Regions from separate parts of the Homo sapiens genome. Here all the other regions are linked to region 1. Evidence: chromatin contacts called from ENCODE Hi-C or POLR2A ChIA-PET data. All regions are on one chromosome and are shown on one strand. Each heading gives the region's core, a stretch centred on a gene start or an enhancer-like site at or near the end of the contact. The rest is flanking DNA. Distances are from core to core; before and after follow the strand shown.

Evidence for each region. A loop is a pair of places that touch in the nucleus more often than their neighbours do. ChIA-PET counts read pairs that join two places held with the same protein, here RNA polymerase II (POLR2A). Pooled maps may share reads with other maps.
Region 2: a loop to region 1 is called in a map of naive thymus-derived CD4-positive, alpha-beta T cell, with 6 times the contacts of the local background. The contact joins the promoter of CPSF6 here to the promoter of LEMD3 in region 1. A Hi-C loop is called at or near these places in 1 of 168 maps with a recorded cell type or tissue (naive thymus-derived CD4-positive, alpha-beta T cell) and 7 of 50 pooled maps. POLR2A ChIA-PET finds 5 or more read pairs at or near these places in 1 of 52 experiments (T-cell).
Region 3: a loop to region 1 is called in a map of CD8-positive, alpha-beta T cell, with 17 times the contacts of the local background. The contact joins the promoter of RAB3IP here to the promoter of LEMD3 in region 1. A Hi-C loop is called at or near these places in 4 of 168 maps with a recorded cell type or tissue (CD4-positive, alpha-beta memory T cell, CD8-positive, alpha-beta T cell and naive thymus-derived CD4-positive, alpha-beta T cell) and 9 of 50 pooled maps. POLR2A ChIA-PET finds 5 or more read pairs at or near these places in 1 of 52 experiments (CD4-positive, alpha-beta T cell).
Region 4: a loop to region 1 is called in a map of CD8-positive, alpha-beta T cell, with 17 times the contacts of the local background. The contact joins the promoter of CCT2 here to the promoter of LEMD3 in region 1. A Hi-C loop is called at or near these places in 2 of 168 maps with a recorded cell type or tissue (CD8-positive, alpha-beta T cell and naive thymus-derived CD4-positive, alpha-beta T cell) and 7 of 50 pooled maps. POLR2A ChIA-PET finds 5 or more read pairs at or near these places in 1 of 52 experiments (T-cell).

The regions. Positions count from the first base shown.
Region 1 is chr12:65,168,257-65,170,956 of GRCh38, reverse strand. It overlaps LEMD3 (LEM domain containing 3), which reads right to left and starts at 1,374. Exons shown (of 13, transcript NM_014319.5): 1 at 1-1,374. The coding sequence starts at 1,360. It overlaps LOC124902953 (a long non-coding RNA gene), which reads left to right and starts at 1,541. Exons shown (of 2, transcript XR_007063349.1): 1 at 1,541-1,740. RefSeq lists enhancers at 217-296, 1,207-1,356, 1,039-1,611, 1,797-1,856 and silencers at 290-493, 877-1,086.
Region 2 is chr12:69,238,229-69,240,928 of GRCh38, reverse strand. It overlaps CPSF6 (cleavage and polyadenylation specific factor 6), which reads right to left and starts at 1,360. Exons shown (of 10, transcript NM_007007.3): 1 at 1,223-1,360. The coding sequence starts at 1,282. RefSeq lists enhancers at 44-623, 624-1,204 and silencers at 668-887, 1,038-1,537.
Region 3 is chr12:69,737,609-69,740,308 of GRCh38, reverse strand. It overlaps RAB3IP (RAB3A interacting protein), which reads right to left and starts at 1,449. Exons shown (of 11, transcript NM_022456.5): 1 at 1,278-1,449. It overlaps LOC101928002 (a long non-coding RNA gene), which reads left to right and starts at 1,759. Exons shown (of 4, transcript NR_110072.2): 1 at 1,759-2,031. RefSeq lists a silencer at 872-1,701.
Region 4 is chr12:69,584,134-69,586,833 of GRCh38, reverse strand. CCT2 (chaperonin containing TCP1 subunit 2) reads right to left here and starts at 1,375. Exons shown (of 16, transcript NM_006431.3): 1 at 1,310-1,375; 2 at 490-564; 3 at 16-81. The coding sequence starts at 1,312. It overlaps MIR3913-1 (microRNA 3913-1), which reads left to right and starts at 2,011; the gene lies at 2,011-2,112. MIR3913-2 (microRNA 3913-2) reads right to left here and starts at 2,111; the gene lies at 2,012-2,111. RefSeq lists an enhancer at 1,005-1,344.

The sequences.
Region 1 (2,700 bases), core at 125-2,624:
GAAGTTCCTCTTCGGGTTCGGAAAGCTTCGGTTTGTTGTATGTGTTTTTCAGGTAGGTATGATTGGAGCCCGTATGATTGGCGTGATTGATCCTGAGTGAACTAGAGGCGGCCACCGCCGCACTGGGAGGGAGACTGTTAGAATAAATCCTGGGGGAGTCCACACTGAAGGCCCCACCGCCAATATGATTATTGGTTTTCAGAAGGGAGCCTGTTGACGAATCCAAGGTTGAGTCCATGTCAGTAAGTGGCGGGGGCAGGAGAGGGGTCAGTTTCTTAGCGTTAACACGGTATCTAGGAACGGGGCTGGAGTCCACTTGATCACACCCTCCTCCCTGCTCCGCGGCCGCCGCCTCTTCGAGGTTTCGGCTCCTGTCTAGACTCCCGGCAGCCGCCGCCCTGTCATTCATCGCGAGTCCTCCCCCTCCCTGAACTGAAGTCTCCAGCCTGCCGCCGGCCGATTTAGCAGTCAGCGGGGGGAGAGGCTTACTATGGGTTCGTCTGGGCCGATGCCGGGAAAGGGAGTCGTCCTTTAATACCTGTCTGCTGGAGGCCACGTCGTCGTCGTCCTCTTCCTCTGAGTCCGAATAGTTTTCCCGGCAGCTGTAGGGGACAAGCCGGCTGCCATTCACGGTCCGGCTCGCCCAGAGCGGCTCCTCGGTCTCCGGGTCCCTCTCCTCACCGTCCTCTCCCTCCCCTTCCTCGTCCTCCACTGCTCCATCTTTCCCCGGCGGGGTCTGCAGCTCGGGGCCCGCCGGCCTCCTGGCCCCCCACCACGAGTGGGGCTTCCTTCGCTCTGCAGAGTTGCTGTTAGTCACCTCGCTGGCGGCCAGGGGCGCCGGCGGCGCTTTGAGCCCGCGGTACTGGAGCGAAGCCCGGTCTTTCCTCCCGCCGCCGCCGGCCTGGTCCCGGGGACTGGCCTCCACGTCCGACTCGTCCGAGCTGAAGCCCAGCAGCACTTTGCTGCCAGCCGCGGGGGCGGCGGAGGCGCCCCCGGGCCCTCCCAGGAGGCTCTCTGGGCCAGAGGCCGAGATTCGGCACAGGCCCCCAGGAGTCCGTAAGTAGGAGAGGTCGCCCGAGACCGGCCGGACCCCCATCCCCGCGGCCGCCGCCGCCGCTGGTCCCGCGGCTGCGACCGTGGCGGCTGCCGTGTTATTGTTATTACTGTTCCGCGTCTTGTTGCCGCGGCCCCCTGACCGGTGCTGTTGCTGCTCTTCCTCTCGAAGCTTCTTCAGCTTCTTGAGGTAGACCGGGCGGGTGCTCTCCGTCACTGGTCCGGGAGACAGGCCGTAACGGCGGAGCTGAGAGAAAAGCTCCTCATCCGAGAGCTGCTGAGGCGCCGAAGCTGCTGCCGCCGCCATTTTCTCTCCAGGGTGTTTTACAAGCTCCGCGCTACCGGAAGTGACGCGCCGCCCTAGACCCTGAACTAGACCGCGCTGCGTCGCCCTCCCAGCGCCGCGGGCATCTCGGCCAATGGGAGGCGCGGGAGGAGCTCACCTGAGCGGGAAAGAGCCACCTGAGCAGCGCGCGGCTCCCACGGCGGAGACTGTTTCTACTCTCTCACCTTGAGGTGTCGGCGCATTCTCCCCCTGCTCTCTATCTCATCTCCAGCTGTTCTCCGCCCTGCCCTTCCAAGTGCCGTTCCCGGGAGCTGTCTCTTACTAAACCACACCTTGACCTCACCTTCCTAGGTTCCTGCCACCGGGCAGTAATAACTGAAATCTACCTTGAAGTTTATGGCGTAAGTTTTCTTTACATCTGGATTCCCAATGCCGAGGGAGCCTAGACCTACTGAAAGAAATTCTGCTGGCCAGACTAGATTGGCAGCTTTCCCGTCTGACTTCAGGTTGTCTATTTTCAGTTCGTCTTTAGCTTGACCTACCAAAAAAAAAAAATTTTTAAGTGACTTTCTCTCGCTGCTCTTTTTGAGAAGCCTCACCTCTCTCATTCTGAGAAGATACGGAGTACACCAATCACAATACAATTTTCTTCTAGCGTAATGGCTGTTCATTCATTAGTTAATTGTAAGATATTATCTTTTTTTCCTTTTTTGAAACCTAATGACTTTACTACGTCAGCACTTGAAAGTGAAAGAGCTTGTCTGCTTCATTCTAAGACTCTCAGAGACATAACACATGATCCTATTTATTTCCTTCTTAGCACCTTTCCAACCAATAGTTATTTATCAGTTATTAATAAATATTTGTTTACTTTCAAAATTATTTATTGTCCTATCCTTTTGGACTATAATAAGCTCCATGTGTGGAGGAACCTTGCTTCTGTTACTCACAATACTAGTAGAAGCTCAATAAATATTTGTTGAATGAATTAAAGAATTGCAAAGAGAGGATAGTATGAGATGAATATTTTGAAATAAGACTAGTGCCAGGTGAGGTGGAGAAACCTTCACACAAAGTCAAAAAAACAAGGACAAGACCTGGAACCCCAACTCTGCCATTTACAGAATAGGAAATGAATCCCAGAGAGGTGAAATGTGCCCCATGTGGTGAAGATCTTGTCCCATTTTCCCATTTCCCCAAACCTTGGCAGACAGACAATTCTTTAGTACTTCAATCCTAGTAGCTACAAAATACTACAATAATTTTTTGTTGTTGAATGAGTTATTTTACCTATTACATTACCCTATACACCTGTACAGAAAAACGTTAGTCAAAAGCATAAATACGGCCGGGCGCGGTGG
Region 2 (2,700 bases), core at 111-2,610, 4.1 Mb before region 1:
AACATTGCAGTTAAGCACAATTTAATTGTTTTAAATGTGTTACTACATAAAATGCAGTAGATACGAACAGCAGGTTCAAACCTTAAACGTCACTAGCAACAAACGACATCTTTTGCAAGGATGCCCATTAACAGACATCACAGCCCCGCGTTACCTCTAAGCAACGTCGTTCAGGAAAACCTTGCATTCTCACTTTCGCTCAACCTTTCAAAAGGTAACACGGGGCCCGGGGGTGGGGGTGGGGGGATTTAACACTTTGTTTTCGAAAATAGGGTCTTATCTATAACTCTTTATTTTTAAACCACATCATAAGGATTTGGGGTGAACGTTCTTTCATTTTAATCACTATGAGATCTGTGGGTGAGCTAACATCTTTTTGTTCCATCCAACCATCGCGCTTCCAATTCTTCCTTTTGGTCCCCGGCCACTCATCTTCACAGGTATTTTCATCACAAAGGCCAACAACGACTGGGCTTCAAAGCACTGCAAGCCCTGGATTAATGAGGCAGGACCAGCGCACCGACTTTTATCTGTGGCTCCAAAAGTCAAAGGACTTGTTGCAAATGAGCCCGCACCTCAGTCGCCTTCAGAAAGTGTGAGGGGAGGAGGAAGGCGCCACGCCGAAACCTGTCGCAAACCCGAGAAGGAGAGCCCCGGGGACTGGGCGCGCGGGATACAAAGGGCCGTGAACGCGGCCTTCCATGAGGCGACAGTGCGCGGGCAGGGAGACAAAATGGAGCGATGGGAGGAATCGGAGCCCGAGCGGCAGCGGCGGGGAAGGGGCGGCGGCGGCGGGCACGCGCCCCGCCAGGGCTTCCTCCTCCGACCAGCGACGGGGGAGGGGGCGCGGCGGCGGCCAGTTCTCTCCGCCGCTTACACGCGGCCCCACCGCCCGGGCCTAGCGCGGCGGGAAGCGCCAGCCGGGTGCCGCCAACAATAGGGAGCGAGGCAGCGCCGGCGAGGGAGGAGCCGGCGGCAGCTGCACAGCGGCCCGCGTCCGCGCTCCGGGCCCCGCGGCGACTCGCCGCGCCCGCGGCCCGTGAAACGACGCGGTAGAACGAGGGGCGGGGGGGCGCCACGCCAGGGGTCGGCGGCGCGGCCCAGAGGCGGCAAGGGCGCACACTCTGCAGTCGCTTCGGCTCGCGGCCGCAGCGGGCCCCGGGTCAGCTTCCCGGCCGCAGCGCCGCCCGCGTCGGCGGCGGGGACCTGGGCTCTCACGTACCTGGTTGAACTCTTCGCCGACATCCGCGTAAATGTCTATGTGGTCCACGCCGTCCGCCATCTTCCTTCAGCCTCGGCCGCCGCCGCCGCCGCCGCCTCCTGCAGGTCTGCCCGCCGCGGCAGCAGCAGCGGATCTAGCGGCGGTGGGGGGGCGCTTGCGTCACTTCCGAGGCCCGAGGGAGGGAGGCGCGGGCGACAGGGGCCGGCCGGGGGCGGGGACTCTGCAGCCCAGCCGCTCTGCTGGCTGAGGAAAGGCTGCGCCTCTGAGGGCAGAGGACGTTTCTTTTGTGTCTGGGTGAGGCCCGGGAGTGGGGGCCAATTTTTTTGTCCTACTCGCGCATCCAGCTTAGCAGTGGGTCCCACCTGTTTCCACACACCGTCTTTTCACGTGGCCTCTGGCATACTCAGACGTTTTGTTAATATTTTCATTTATCCGTTGTTCTTATCTTTCTCACATCCAGGACTTTTAAAGGTGGAAGTTATATGTCCGTGCTTAAATGCAAAGTGTAACCCCCGGGCATTCTGTGAACGGCTTAAGACCAAAAACAATGTCTTGTTTCTGCATCCTCAGAGACCAGCAGAGTTTTATTTGCATCGTAAACGCTAGATACCCGTCAGTGGTTATCTTTGCATGCTGTTTATGTTGCCATTTCCATCTCTAATCTTCGTGGGCTTCTTTCCCCCCCACCTTCCTCTCGCATTCATTGCCATTCATTTTTTCTTCCTTAGATCTACAGTAGGTTGTCTCTGGCGTAGTTCAGATGCTTCTAACATGAATGCAGTCATCTTAGAGCACACCCAAGAGAGTGGAGGTATCTTGAGGCCAGGGGGGCTTCTCTCTCAGAATCCTAGAATGTCCCAACGGGAAGGGAACTGGAAAGGTGTCCTTAGGTCTAAACATCTCATTTTACAGAAGAGAAGACTGAGGCCTAATAGAACCTAAGTGATTTAACCAGGTCACATGGTCAATAAAGGTAGGAACATTCAGCCACGATACTTTACTCAAAGATGTCTCTCCAGTTTGAAACTTTCCCCTCCATTCTTAATTTCTTTTTCACTCATTAAAAAATATACTGTAGTAGAGCGTGTTTCCTGAGAAACTGGCCAGAAATCATTCATAGAATAACCCAAACAACATCTGTAAGGTTGGGCATCTCTAATCCAAAAATTTGAAATGCTCCAAAATCTGAAACTTTTTGCGCACTGACATGATGCCACAAGTGGAAAATTCCACACCTGATCTTATTTGCCAGGTCGCAGTCAAAAATGCAATCAAAACTTTTTTTCATGCACAAAATAACTAAAAGTATTGTATGAAATAATCTTCAGGCTGTGTGTATAAGGTATATGTGAAACATAAATGAATTTCGTTTAGGCTTGGGTCCCATCTCCTGGATAATTTATGTATATGCAAATATTCCAAAATCCCCTCAAATCCAAGCATTTTTGCATAAAAAAGACTCAATCTGCACTTGGTAT
Region 3 (2,700 bases), core at 200-2,699, 4.6 Mb before region 1:
AATAAATAACAAATGATAACAGAACAAGGCCCCATAAAACTGGTGAAATATTTAACAGTATCAAATATTTACTACGATTGGTCTACAACCCTATTCTGCCTCTTTTCTCCTTGATTTGTCATTCAGCACTGGAAGAAAAAAAAACCTTCATGAACAACAAAATGAGAAAAAGGATAATGAACAAGAACTGGGTCTTTCAACTGATTTACAATGGAACAGTTTTGTTGTAATCCTCTTATGGGCCCCTCCTCCAATTATGCAATCATTCCACTGCAAGAGATTACAAGGCTTTTAACCCGACACTGAACGGAAGGAGTTGGGGTGAAACAGGAGAGTGTATAACAGGTAGCCTCCGAACAGGCAACATTTCCATGAAACTAAATTGCCTCTCAGTAATCAGTACTAACTAACTCAGCGCTCGTGTCTTTCAAGACCTTACCCTTTCATCTTTTTTAATCCCATAACAACCGGCAACTCTTCACATGCTGCGACTTCCACCCAGCATCATCACTTCTGGAGCCAGTAAGCTCGCGCTTCCTGGGCGGTCGGGGCGAGTTGTCAACGCTGGGAGGGCAGAGCCATGCAATCCCACCCGTGCAGTTCGTCTCAACTCCCCCGAACACAAGTCTGGCGGCACGGAGCTGCCTACTTGGGCGCGACTCCGGGCGCCTGCCCGGAATTTCCCACCAGGTTTCACCGAAACCTCCCGAGGGTGACCTCTACGCCTCAGCACGGTGCCTCGCGCGTAGTTTCCTAAGACTGGGACACGAAACCACCCCAGGTCCACAGCCCTGCCGCGCGGCGTCCGGTGTTGTGAGCTGCTTCCGACTTGTTCGGGAACTCTCTCTTCATCCTCTTCGCGACCGCGGCCCTCCGCTCCCGGCCGCGCCCGCCCGCCGCCAGGTAACCCGCTGGACTCGGGCTCCCTGCCCCGGGCGCGCGGGACCGCGCAGTTAATGTGTAACGCGCCCGTGCCCGGGGGAGGAGCCGCCGCCCGACGCCCACCAGCAGCCCAGGGGGCGGCCGGCTGACCCGGGTCGCCAAAGTCCCCCCCACACGCCGCCCCCAAGGGCCCGGAGCCCAAGTGCCCAGGCGGAGAGCGAGCTCACCGGGCCTGGGCATCCCCCCGAACCCCCGCGTGCCGCGCCCTGCACGGCGCCAGCACCTGCACCTGCCGCGGCCGCCCCTCCTGGCCGACTCGCCAGAGGCGGGCGCGCGGGCGCCGAGGGGGGCGGTGCTCTACGCTCCGGGCCTCTCCCTCCCGCGGCCGCACTCACCTGAAGAACCCACCGCGGCCGCTGCCGGCGCTCAGGGGCGCTCACAGAGCCGCAGAGAGCGCGTCCCGAAGCAGCGAGAAACGGAGGAGGACGGCGAGCCCTTTCCGCTACACTCCACGGCGGCGGGCTCACTACGCCGGCAGCCGCCGAGGGAACGCGGGACTGCGCCTGCGCCGGAAGCGGGGCCGGGGGCCGGGAGCCGGGAGCGGCCGGTCCTCACGGAGGGAGGGCGGGGTAGGGGGGTGTGGCCGGCAGGGGCGGGGCGAGCCCGGCATGGGGCCTGGGGGCGGACGCGCTTCCGCGCCCCCTGGCGCCAGGCGGGGCTCGTCGCAGGTGTCACGGCCCTGGCCCGAGGTTCCTCCGCGGGCGGTTTCCCTGGGAACCAGCGCGAGCCGGAGCTGCGCTCTGTTTCGTCGGGCCCGCGCTCTGTTTCGTCGGGCCCGCGCTCTGTTTCGCCGGGCCCGAGAGGCGGCCTCAGGTTAACTTCAAGCATGTTGGGCTCTCCAGGAGGGAGAAGAGGCACCTTTGCCGTGGGTTGAGGACTCCTAGAACCAACCTGAGACTCCGCGGCCATATACACCTTACGACGTGTGTGTGTGTGGCGGGAGATGGGAGGGGAGGAATCCTGTAGAACCCAGATCCCATCATTCCAGCAACTGCCAGAGCGTTCGAGAATGTCATGTCTGTACCTGTCTTCTCTCATCTTTTGTGCCAACTGTTTTATCAAACTTCTACCCCACTTTAGGTCTTCCAGGTAGGAAAAATACAGAAAGAGCCAAGATCCCAAAAATCAAAAAAAAATAATAATAATAGAGGTAGTCATAGTATGTGTCTCTATGTTTAGCAAAAGAGAAACGTGCATTTGTGTGATACACTTATTGAATAGGACCATCATTCTGGGTATTAATCTCATCTATTAGAGGCAGTAAAGAAAAGTAGACTATATGTATGGTTGTTGGAGTCAGAATTACTGGGCTTGAGCCTGCCACCTGCTAGCTGAGTGACCTTAGGCAAATGAATCTCTCTAGCCCCAATTTTCTCATCAGTGAATGAGTATACAGAACCTGCCTCACTGAGTCATTAAGAGTTTAAATGGCTTAATTCATGTAAACACTTTGCGTACTTCATGACACAGAGTGCCTAATAAATATTAGCTATTGTTATTATACCATTATAACTATTATCATGCATCTGTAATCCAGAAACCTAGAAAGCCAGTGTTTCTTATTTTATACCCCATCGCCAATATATCACCAAGTCTTATTCATCCTAATTTCTAAATAATTCTTAAATCTATCTTATCTGATATTCATTGCCACTAGAAATGACCTTTCTCATTAATGGATTCCTATTCTCCCTTACACCTCATAGCTGGTCATTTATTCATCAGACATTTTATTGCACTCCATCTGTGTGCCTCCTG
Region 4 (2,700 bases), core at 126-2,625, 4.4 Mb before region 1:
TTCTATTTTTCTTACCATGCCTTTGGGTCCCAAGGTGCTCTTTACCAAGTCTCCAATGGCGATGGCACCAATAAAAGAAGTCTGGAGTAAAAACCAAGGAGATTATCAGAATCAACTTTACAGTCTTCAAGTACAGTTTTATCTTTATTTACTTTTTTTTTTTTTTGAGGCAGAGTGTCGCTCTGTCGCCCAGGCTGGAGTGCAATGGCGCGATCTCAGCTCACTGCAACCTCCGCCTCCTGGGTTCAAGCGATCCTCCTGCCTCAGCCTCCCGAGTAGCTGGGATTACAGGTGCCCATCACCACGCCCGGCTAATTTTTGTATTTCTAGTAGAAACGGGGTTTTACCATGTTGGCCAGGCTGGTCTCGAACTCCTGACCTCAGTTCATCCGCCTACCTCGGCCTCCCAAAGTACTGGGATTACAGGAGTAAGCCACCGCGCCTGGCCTCCAGTTTTATCTTTAAAACAATGCTTAGAACAAGGCTTACCAGACGAGCTGTCTCTGCTCTCTCTTCATCAGCTCCTGCCTTAAAGATGTTAACAGGTGCAAGGGAAAGGGACGCCTGAAAAGGAAAACCAAGAGGCATTCCGTTTAAGTACCAATACTCTAACACATACACTGAGGTGCCTTCCACTAGTCTTACAAGTGGACATCTAAGAGAAAACTCATTTACAACAATGTTTTCAATCAAATGAAGCTTCCATCATCGGAGAAAGCATTTAAGTGGGAGAGAGGGACTTGTAGGAGAGCGACATGGCTTTTCGGATTTACAAGGCCCCCGGGAGTATAAATTATACACCAGCGAGATTGACAGTTACGTACAGCGAGACTAAAGACGATCTTGAACTAAGAATGAGGCAGGGAGGGGTTGCAGGCCATCAAGGTGACGCCTGCCGGGCGGGCGAGGGAACGCGGCCTCCATCTTCCACCCTCGGAAGGCTGCGGCCCCTCCACCCTCTGATGGCTCAGACCCCGTCGCTCCAGGCTCCGCCCCTAGAAGGAGGGCGGAGCGGGTCCCACACTAGAAATTTCTTCGCTCCGGGTGAGGCGCGGACCTGGGCTGCCGGGACTATGCAAAGACCTAGGCACAAGGAGACGCTGGCTTTGCGGTCCACCCCTCCCCCTCGTGGTGAGCTCCACCGGCTGGCCTGGCGCAGGCCGCACGCCCCGCGCATGGCTCGCACCATGTGCGGAGGGCCGGGGAGACAGAAACGGAGCCTACGACCCTAGCAGGACAGAGGAAGCAGTGGGGTGGCAAGAGCACGGCGGAGCAGGGGTAGGGCAAGAGGCAGGGGAGTCAGGCTCACCATGGTTCCGAGGAGTTCCGCACACAAGTGAATCCCCTCACAGCTCGTGCTCGGGACCAGCGGACTGAAGGAAGCCGGAAGTGACGCCACACGCCCTACTTCGGGGGGCGGGGCCCCGGCCTGTCGTTACCGCCAGCAGGCGTCCCATTTTGATTGGAGCCCCACGGGCCGGAAACGCAGCCTTTCACACTGGAGGGGGCGTGGCCGCCGCTCCAGAACAAAGAGGCGGCTGCCGCGCGGGTTGCCATAGAAATGGAGTTCTTGCTCACACTTTTTATTTTCTTAAATTTAATCTTTAAACACTTCTATTAAAGTCACACATGTACACAGTTTAAAGTGTTATATACCAATAAGGAAAAACATAATTTATCTGCCTCACCACTTCCTGTCTCCAGGAAAACTGCTTTCAACTTTTTCAGTTTTTTGGAGGGGCTATTTACTATCATATTCCCAGATAATATTATTGCTATGTTAATTTTAAACATTATTTACTGAGTATTACAGAAGAAGACTTCCTTTTCTCTTACTGAATTTTCAGACGTTATTTCTAACTGGACGTTGACTGCCCAGGATAAGGTCTTGTGAACTGAGAGAGACATTTATAGTATTTTATCTTTGCCCTATTTACTCATTTTCAGGAATTTTTGCATTTCGGTCTTTTTTTTTTTTTTCCTCCAATAGTAGAGACGACTTATTAGTCTTTGTTTATAATAAACTGAAATATTTGGGACTGATCTTGATGTCTGCCAAAACCTTGGCAGACATCAAGATCAGTCCCAAATATTTCAGTTTATTATAGACAGTTTTCTACTTTCTCTAAGTTGACGGATGTCTAAAAATTTGTTCTCTAAAAAATTTTTCTGTCATCTACTGATACCCTCTTTTCTCCCTTTGACTAACTGATCGCTTAAGCTCCTCGGCAGGGCGCGGTGGCTCACCCCTGTAATCCCAGCACTTTGGGAGGCCGAGGTGGGCGGATCACCTGAGGTCAGGAGTTGGAGACCAGCCTGGCCAACATGGTGAAACCCTGTCTCTACTGAAAATACAAAAATTAGCCGGGCGTGGTGTGCATGCCCGTAATCCCAGCTACTCAGGAGGCTGAGGCAGGATAATTGCTTGAACCCGGGAGGCAGAGGTTTCAGTGAGCCGAGATCACGCCGCTGCACTCCAGCCTGGGCAACAGAGCGAGACTCTGTCTCAAAACAAAAACAAAACAAAACAAGCTCCTGGATTTTTCTTTTTCTGTTTTGTTTTTTTTAGAGATGGGGTCTTCTATGTTGCCCAGGCTGGCCTGGAACTCCTGGGCTCAAGCAATCTTCCTGCCTTGGTCTCCTGAGTAGCTGGGGTCTCCTGGATTTTTGACATTGCTAACATTAACAGGAATTTTCAAT